2 separate regions of the Homo sapiens genome follow, and region 1 is linked to region 2. A link is an interaction called in ENCODE POLR2A ChIA-PET data of the cell type or tissue named here. Cell type or tissue: PC-9. All regions are shown on one strand. Each heading gives the region's core, and the rest is flanking DNA. Links, peaks and the distances in the headings are about the cores only.

Evidence for each region. ChIA-PET counts read pairs that join two places held together with the same protein. Peaks named below come from ENCODE experiments on the same cell type or tissue, not always from the same donor. Only the 100,000 strongest peaks of a DNase experiment are listed, where the experiment ranks them.
Region 1: POLR2A ChIA-PET joins it to region 2 with 5 read pairs; 3 of 35 experiments call an interaction of 5 or more read pairs at or near these places.

The regions. Positions count from the first base shown.
Region 1 is chr15:77,196,790-77,201,326 of GRCh38, forward strand. The region is part of intron 6 of PEAK1 (pseudopodium enriched atypical kinase 1); the gene reads right to left. Among named protein-coding and RNA genes, the nearest start is that of LINC00597, 26 kb to the right of the region's middle. In PC-9, for the core only: no CTCF peak of the experiment used is centred there; no DNase peak of the experiment used is centred there.
Region 2 is chr15:77,083,882-77,088,134 of GRCh38, forward strand. No RefSeq gene overlaps it. Among named protein-coding and RNA genes, the nearest start is that of TSPAN3, 15 kb to the left of the region's middle. RefSeq lists enhancers at 96-596, 248-297. In PC-9, for the core only: no CTCF peak of the experiment used is centred there; a DNase peak (open chromatin) is centred at 1,510.

The sequences.
Region 1 (4,537 bases), core at 220-4,219, 110 kb after region 2:
TGGTATACTTTAAAAATTAAAAACAATATACTTTAACCTTCTAAGACAGCTTAATTAATTAATTAATTAACTAATTTACAGACAGGGTCTCACTCTGTCACTCAGGCTGGAGTGCAATGGTGCGATCATGGCTCACTGCAGCCTCGACCTCCCCAGGGTCAGGTGATCCTCTCACCTCAGCCTCCTGAGTAGCTGGGACTACAGGTGTCTGCCACTATGCCTGGCTAATTTTTTTTTTTTTTTTTAAGATACAGGGTTTTGTCACATTTCCCAGGCTGGTCTCAAACTCCTGGGCTCAAGTGATCCACCTGCCTTGGCCTCCCATAGTGCCGGGATTACAGGCATGAGCCACCACACCCAGACTAAAACAGCTTGGAAGACAGAATTTTGAGACATTTGTGCTTGTTTCTGATACATGGCAATAGATATTGCTTAAAATGAGAATATCACCCAAAAGAATGCTTAGGGAAGGATAGCCAATGACAGAAACAACAAAATTTGTAGTTACCAGAAAAGCCTCCTTCATGACAAAGGCCATTTTATTACTTTCCTTGGGATCTTGCCTAAAAACAAGAGGTGAAATTTATATATTATCCAAACAGAATTTAATTAATTTGGACATAATTGAAAGTCCAAAATAGCAAGAACATATTCATCAAGAGGTTTCTATGCAATGATTAAATAATCTTTTGAAAGTTTCTGTTACTTTGGTCTAATAATTTTTGATAGATTTCTGTTATTTTTAAATTTTTGGTTCTACCTTTACCTTTTTTCTACCTTAATAATATTTTGATACAGCATCTAGCAGAGAAGTAGGTTTTTATAAGAGTCTTGTGTTCTGAGATAAGACAAAACCCAGGAAAACAAGACATCAAAACCAAGTGTAATTCCTAGCCCAAACATTTAAAAGAAACCATGTTAGGGAACTAAGAACTCTGACTAACTGAAAGGAAAGCAATGATTTATAATAATCTAAGTAGACCACGACAATTTTCAGACTACAGTTGACCCTTGAACAACATGGGTTTGAACTGCGCAGTTCAACTTACATATGGATTTTTTCAATAAATATATTGGAAAATTTTATGGTGATTTGTGACAATTTGATAAAACTCGCAGACAAACCATGTAACCTAGAAATATTAAAAAAATTATGAAAAAGATAGGTATGTCATGAATACATAAAATATATGGATAGTATATTTTATCATTTACTATCATAGAGTATATACAAATCTATTATAAAAAGTTAAAATTTATCAAAACTTAAATGAGAGAAATGTAAACAAATGTAAAGATGTAGTATTAAATAACTGCATAAGTATATGAATAACCACATATTATAATACATACTATACTACTGTAATAATTTTGTAGCCACCTTCTGTTGCTACTGAGGTACACTCAAGTATTCTATCTGCTTAAAAGGCCATGCGATGCTAATCATCTCCACATGAACAGTTCATCTCTCCAATAAATTGTGTATTATAGTAAAAAGTGATTTCTTGAGGTTCTTGTGTATTTATCATATCATGTTTATTTTTAGTGCAATGCTGTAAACCTTAAATAACACATAGGACCCATATGAAATGCCACCAGTGATGCTGGAGGTGCTCCCAAGAAGCAGAGAAAAGTTATGACACTTTAAGAAAAAGCTGAATTGCTTGTTATGTACTGTAGTTTGAGGTCTGTAGCTTTAACTGCCCACCATTGCAAGATAAATGAATCTAGCCTAAGGACCAGTATAAAAAACAGAAAATGAAGTTCATGAGCCATCAATGCAGCAAGGCTAGCAGGCATGAAAATCTTGCATTTTTTGAGAAATACCTTTTTGTATCATATTGAAAACAGCATTTGTATGGGTGCAGGATTGCTATAAGAAAGGTATACTTAGAGACTGTAATATTATTCAAGAAAAAGTGAGGTCATTATATGACAACTTAAAGCAAAGGGAAAGTGAAGGAGCTAGAGAATTTAATGTCAGCAAAGGATGGTTTGATAATTCTAGAAAAAGATTTGGCTTAAAAAATGTCAAGATAACAGGAGAAGCAGCTTCTGCCAACCAAGAGGCAGCAGATAAATTCCTAGATGCTATTAAGAAAATCATTGAGGAAGGATATCTGCCTGAGCAGGCTTTTAGTGCAAATGAAGTGCCCTATTTTGTGGGGGGAAAAAGCCACCAAGGACATTTATTTCATCTATTTGTATGGAAGAGAAGTAAGCACCAGGATTTAAGGCAGGAAGGGATAGGCTAACTCGACTGTTTTGCACAAATGTGGTCAGATTTATGATTGGGACTATCCCTATCTATAAAGCTAGTAATCCCCAAGTCTTGAAGAGAAATGATAAGCCCCAGCTGCCACTCTTGTTTATACAGCAAGAAGGTCTGAATGAGAACCCTTTTTCCAGATTGGTTCCATCAATGCTTTGTTCCTGAAGTCAGAAAGTACTTTGCCAGTAAGAGACTGCCTTTTAAAGTTCATTTGGTATTAGGCAATGTCCCTGGCCACCCAGAATACCATGAGTTCAACACTGTAGATATCGAAGTGGTCTACTTGCCATCAAACACAATGTCTCTAATTCAGCCTCTAGATCGGGGGCCATAGGACCTTTAAGGCTTATACAAAGTTCCATGTGGAAAGGACTGCCAACATTGTGAAAGAGAGCTCTGATAGAGAGAACACCATGAAAGCCTGGAAGGATTAAACTGTTGAAGATGACATTGTTGTTACAGAAAAAGTTGTGAAAGCCATCAAGCCCCAAACAATAAATTCCTCTGGAAAACTCTGTGTCCACATGTTGTACATGACTTCAAGGGATTTATGACAGAGTTAATCAAAGAAATCATGACAGAGACTGCGGATATGGCAAAAATAGTGTAGGGTGTGTGTGTGTAAAAGGTGTCGAGATATGGCTCTTGGAGACACTGAAGAGCTAATATACCTCACATCAGAAGAATTTACGGAAGATGACTTGATGGAGATGACTGCTTCCAAACCAGCGCCAGACAATGAAGATGAAGATGTAGAAGAAGCAGTGCCAGAAAACAGATTGAGGTTAGACAATCCAGTAGAAGGATTCTGACGATTCAAGACTGCTATTGACTTCTTTTACAACATGGACCCTTCTCTATGATACAGGCACTAAACTAAAGCAAACAATGGAAGAAAGATTGGTACTGTATGGAAACATTTTTAGAGAAATAAAATAGCAAAAAAATTCAGACAAATTACAATATATTTCCATAAAGTTACATCAAGTGGGCCTATCTTTCCTGCCTATTTCCACCTGTTCAGTCTCTTCTGCCTCTGTCACCCTTGAGATAGCAAAACCAACCCTTCTTCTTCCTCCTCCTCGGACTACTCAACGTGAAGACAAGATGAAGGCCTTTATGATGATCCACTTTCACTTAGTCAATAGTAAATATATTCTCTTCCTTATGATTTTCTTAATAGCATTTTTTCTCCAGCTTACTTTATTGTAAGAATATAGTATATCGTACATATAGAATACAAAATAAGTGTTAATCAACTGTTTATATTATTGATAAGGCTTATGGTCAACAGTGGTCAGGTTTTTGAGGAGTCAAAAGTTATATGCAGATTTTTGACTGTGTGTGGGGTCAGCATCCCAACCTCTACATTGTTCAAGGGTCAACTGTACATTCTAAAATTCACTACTCAATGTATGGTCTGTAGCCCCAGACCTACTGAATCATAATCTACATTTTTACAAGATGCCCAGGTACTTTATAAACATATTAAAGTTTAAGAAGCACTCTACTGAAAACCACCAAGTTTTATCAAACTGTGAATATAGCATAGTAGATTCACATTTTACAGTTTAAAAGTCCCCTCAATTTGAAAACCATATTCAATATCTAAAAGGCTTTTGTTTATTTATTTTGAAAATCTACTCATTTCAGAACTACTGACAACAAAATTAGAGGAGGAGATAAACTGAATAAAGGGCATATTCAATAGAAACTTTAATGTTAGCAGGTGATTGTTTCATGTTTGAAAGATCTTCCATTAGGGTCAAACGTGCTTCATGTCATTCTGCTTGGTAGGGAAATGGTTAAATTTCTTCTTTCTTTCTATATTTTTCCTTCTAACTAATTTTAGGTAGTACATATACATATAGACTCATACTTTACCATAACTTACCTCTGGAGTAAAATATATTATTTAAAAAATTTCTTCATATACTGTGATGTGAGCTCTTTATCAACTATGTAGATGCTACCAAATGTTTTAGCATTTCTCCTCAGATTTACATGTCATACACTAAATGCATCAAGTTGAGTTCAAGCAACTCAAGACTAATGTTATTGATTTCAGGGAACAGATTAGTAAAAAGGGGTTCTACCACTCCATGTCTTTCCAACTTTAAGACATATATCAACCCTTAGTTTTACTGTATAAATTGATAAGCCTTTGTGTCTTTTTTTTTTTTTTTTTTTTTTTGAGATGGAGTCTAACTCTGTCACCCAGGCTGGAGTGCAGTGTTGAAATCTCAGCTCACTGCAAGCTCCACC
Region 2 (4,253 bases), core at 1-4,000:
GGTTGGTCGGTCGGTCGGTGCCTCTGCGCCTCTGCCAGCGGGCTCTGCATTTGCATCCGTCCCGGCTTCTCTCCGATCACTCAGGCTTGCCACCTACCCAGTCGGCTTTGCTCAGACTGGATTGGCTCTCCCGGATCAGGTGTGACCCAATCAGCTGTGGCCATGGGGACGTGGTTACTCTGGGCTCTCAGGGCTGCTTGGCACCCGTCTCCCTCTTCCTGGGTTGTGGGTGGAGACAGTTTCAGAGTAGAGGAGTCTACTCTGGAAGTAGAGGAGTCTACTCAGGAAGACAATCATAGGATTGCTTGGTCCAGGCTGTTGCTGGATGGGTCACTCAAAGGTCGGGGTAAAAGTCCAGCCTGCAATGGGGACCCCTAGACACGAGGGAGCAGATGGAAGGTTCTCGGGTGCCTGAAGGAGAGAGGCAAACCAGACGGCTGAGTAAGGCATCCGTCCCAACTTGCTGTATGACCTGGCTTCTCCTCTTGGCCTCGGTTTCTCATTTGTGGAAAGGGGATTGGGCTGGATGATACTCCGAGGTCCCGTCCATCTCTAAAGCGGGAGAAGCAAAGTTCAGCAAAAAAGCATTGAATTAGGAGTCCGGAGACCTGACTTCAGGTGCCTCTTCCTCGACTCCTAATCAGACCACGTGACCTCCATGAGCCTCTGTTTCCTCCACCAGAGCATGGGGATAACACTCCCTGCACACTGCCATGAGAGTTAAATAAACTCCTGTGCACCAAACGTCCTGTCGACTGTCCTGTGGGTGCAGATGGGTGAACACAAAGGCCATCACCTCTATGAAATGGGGATGTGACTCCTTCCCTGCCCCCTGTCAGGATGACTATGGGCTCAGATGAGGCAGTAGGACCCTGGTGGAGGGATTGAGCGCCGGACTGGGACACCAGAGAGCTGGGCTCTGTCATTTGCCAACTGTGTGACCCTGGCCTAGGGTTCTTCCTCTCTGGGCCTGCACTTTTTCTCCGTGAAGTGGGAATGACAAGGCCTGCCTGACAGGGTTGTAGCAAGAAAATAAGAAGGTGAGTGTGAGGGTTGTTGTGTGAACTGTGGAGAGTTTGTGGTGACAGGAATGATGAATGCGACTGTTCCCTGGTTCCCCAGTTCCCACTCTGGCAGCCCAAGCCAAAGGAGGATAAAGTGTGATGTTAATTAAGCTCAATGACATCCCCCTCCAAAGCCCTGGGAGGGGTACTAGCAATGTATTTACATGGTCCTAACGTTTCTGTAAAACCTATAGGAGTAAAACGTTTTGACTACAATCATTGAAGATCACGGTCTCTTCCACTCCAACTTCTGTGTCATATTTCCACACATGTTGGATGGTTTGGAATGGCCATGGCATTTTGGGGATCTGGCTAAAGGGAAGTTGAGTTAAAGACATATTTGTTTGGCTTAGTGGGATCTATTTACGTGGCTTACAGTGTAAAGTTATTACTAGCCATTCTGGTTTAGGAATGGTTTCCAGGAATACTCCTCCTGTCCACCAATACTCACCATGCTGACTCACCCGTCATTGTGACATGATGGTGCAGGGCCAGATGCCACATTGAAATATGAATGTCAGCTCCCACCACTGGCAGTTTGTGGAAGAGAAACAAAGTTTGAAATGTACAAATCCAGAAGTTAGTCTGTAGAAAATTCTTACACTATCAGAACATGGGACTCATTTCTCATGCCCAGTCAAAATGAAAGTTCTCTCTTGTCAAGAATATATGCAATAATGTAGCATACACCATGACACATGTGCCACACATTAGTTTCTCTTTAATGAGATTCATGCAAAATAAAATTGATCAGAATTCCATTGTTAGGCCAGGCACAGTGGCTCATGCCTGTAATCCCAGCACTTTGGGAGGCCAAGGTGGGAGGATCACTTGAGCCCAGGAGTTTGAGACCAGCTTGGGCAACATGGTGAAACCCTCTCTCTACAAAAAATACAAAAATTAGCCAGGTGTGGTGGTGCATGCCTGTGGTCCCAGCTATGTGGGAAGCTGAGGTAGGAGGATCGCTTGAGCCTGACCGTCAAGGCTGTGGTGAGCCATGATAGCACCACTGCACTCCAGTCTGGACAACAGAGAGAGTGCCTGTCTCAAAAAAAAAAAAAAAAGAAAAGAAGAAAAAAAAAATCACTGCTTATAGTGAGTGCTTGAGTGTTACAGCAGTTCTACAAGCAACAAGTACTTTTGTGTGTGAAGATAGATGTTTTATGCACTCCAGTATATGGAATCACATCTTGGTGCAACTGATGGATCTTGTCCTGATAAGGTCTGGCAGTTCCGGATGAAATGGCACATGAAATTGCCACCAACACAGCAAGACAGCCTGAAGAAACAAGTGTTCCTGTGACAAAACTCCTACATGTGCTCATCAATAAGTACAGTGTATGTGACATAAGAGTAATTTTATTACACAATTATGTAGCTCAAAGCAATGTAGTAGCAATTTAAGAATGCATCTGAATTGCTCTCCTTAACGAGCACCATCAATTCAGAGTATTTAAGATTGGTCCGCAACACAAGAAAACTTGAAAACCCTGAAATCTTACAGCTCATTTATAAAAGAAATTTGATAAAGGTTTCCCTCAACTTGACAACAATCCTAAAAATGTACACGACTTTACCAGTAAGTCATGAAGCCAAAATAGATTTTTGTAAACTATCACTAATAAAATAACAAATTAGTCAACCATACCACGGCAAGCAGTGAATTATCTTTCCATTCTCTTAATAGAAAATGGCAGCACGAAAGTACTGTCATATGAAAAAGCAGCCAAAAGATATGTAGCAAAAATGAAGGGAAAAAAGATATTATAAATGTTTATTAAGCACTGAATAAAAAATATACTGCTATTGGGGGGATTTTATAATATTTGTAGTGTCAACTTTTCTGATTTGTAGGTTGTTTTATTTTCTCATTTCAAGTAACTATTCATGTCTGTACCTAATAGTGTCTTTTTTTATTATTTTTTTTATTTTTTTAGACAGGATCTCACTCTGTCGCCCAGGCTGGAGTGCAGTGATGTGATCTCAGCTCACTGCAACCTCGGTCTCCCAGGGTTCAAGCACGATTCTTGTGCCTCAGGCTCCCAAGTAGCTGGGATTACAGGCATGCACCACCACGCCCAGCTAATTTTTGTATTTTTAGTAGTGACAGGGTTTCACCATGTTGACCAGGTTGGTCTCAAACTCCTGGCCTCAAATGATCCACCTGCCCGACCTCCCAAAGTGCTGGGATTAGAGGCGTTTGAGCCACCGTGCCCAGCTGTTAATTTTGTCTTTATGATTTTTATTATTTTCCTTAAGGAAGGCCTCCAAATTGTACAAAGTTAGGGACCACAAAACTTGCATCTGCTGTGGCCTGAGGGGCTGCAGTGATTCACACTCCACAAGAGACCCTTCCAATACCCCAGGCCCTCCTGCTCTCTCCTTTGGCTCCAGTGGGTGAGACACCCCCATCTCTTACCAGAGTGCACTGCAGCTGGCACTGCCATGGATCTGAGCCATGCCCAGCCCCAGGCCCCTGCACAGGGGACAGCAGCAGGCACCTCCCCGGAGGAATGAGCCTGGCCTTGGGAGGTCCCACCCTCCTGCACACTTCTGCAACCAGGCTTCCTAACACTGGCCTCGCTGCTCTCACACCTTCTCTGGCTGCTCAGCTCCTCCAAGACAAAACAGTTGGGCATTTAAGGCCTTTCTGGGTCTGGTTTTATTTTACATTGAAAATAGTTTTTTTTGTTTTTTTTGGTTTTGTTTTTTGGAGACACAGTTTTGCTCTTGTTGCCTAGGCTGGAGTGCAATGGTGTGACCTCAGCTCACTGCAACCTCTGCCTCCCGAGTTCCAGCGATTCTCCTGCCTCAGCCTTTCGAGTAGCTGGGATTACAGGTGCATGCCACCATGCCCGGCTAATTTTTGTATTTTTAGTAGAGATGGGGTTTCTTCATGTTGGCCAGGCTGGTCTCAAACTCCTGACCTCAGGTGATCCACCCGGCTCAGCCTCCCAGAATGCTGGGATTACAGGTGTGAGCTACCGTGCCTGGCCCAAAATAGGTTTTAAAAATTAGATTTTCTTTCAGAATAAATCTGATAAACAAGAAAGCAATCTTGTATCTGGCCACCACAGTAAATTCTTGACTTTTAAAAATATTGACACATAGTAATTGTACATATTTGTGGGGTACAGTGTGATGTTTCCATACACGCACACATTGTGTGATGACCAAATCAGGGTAGTT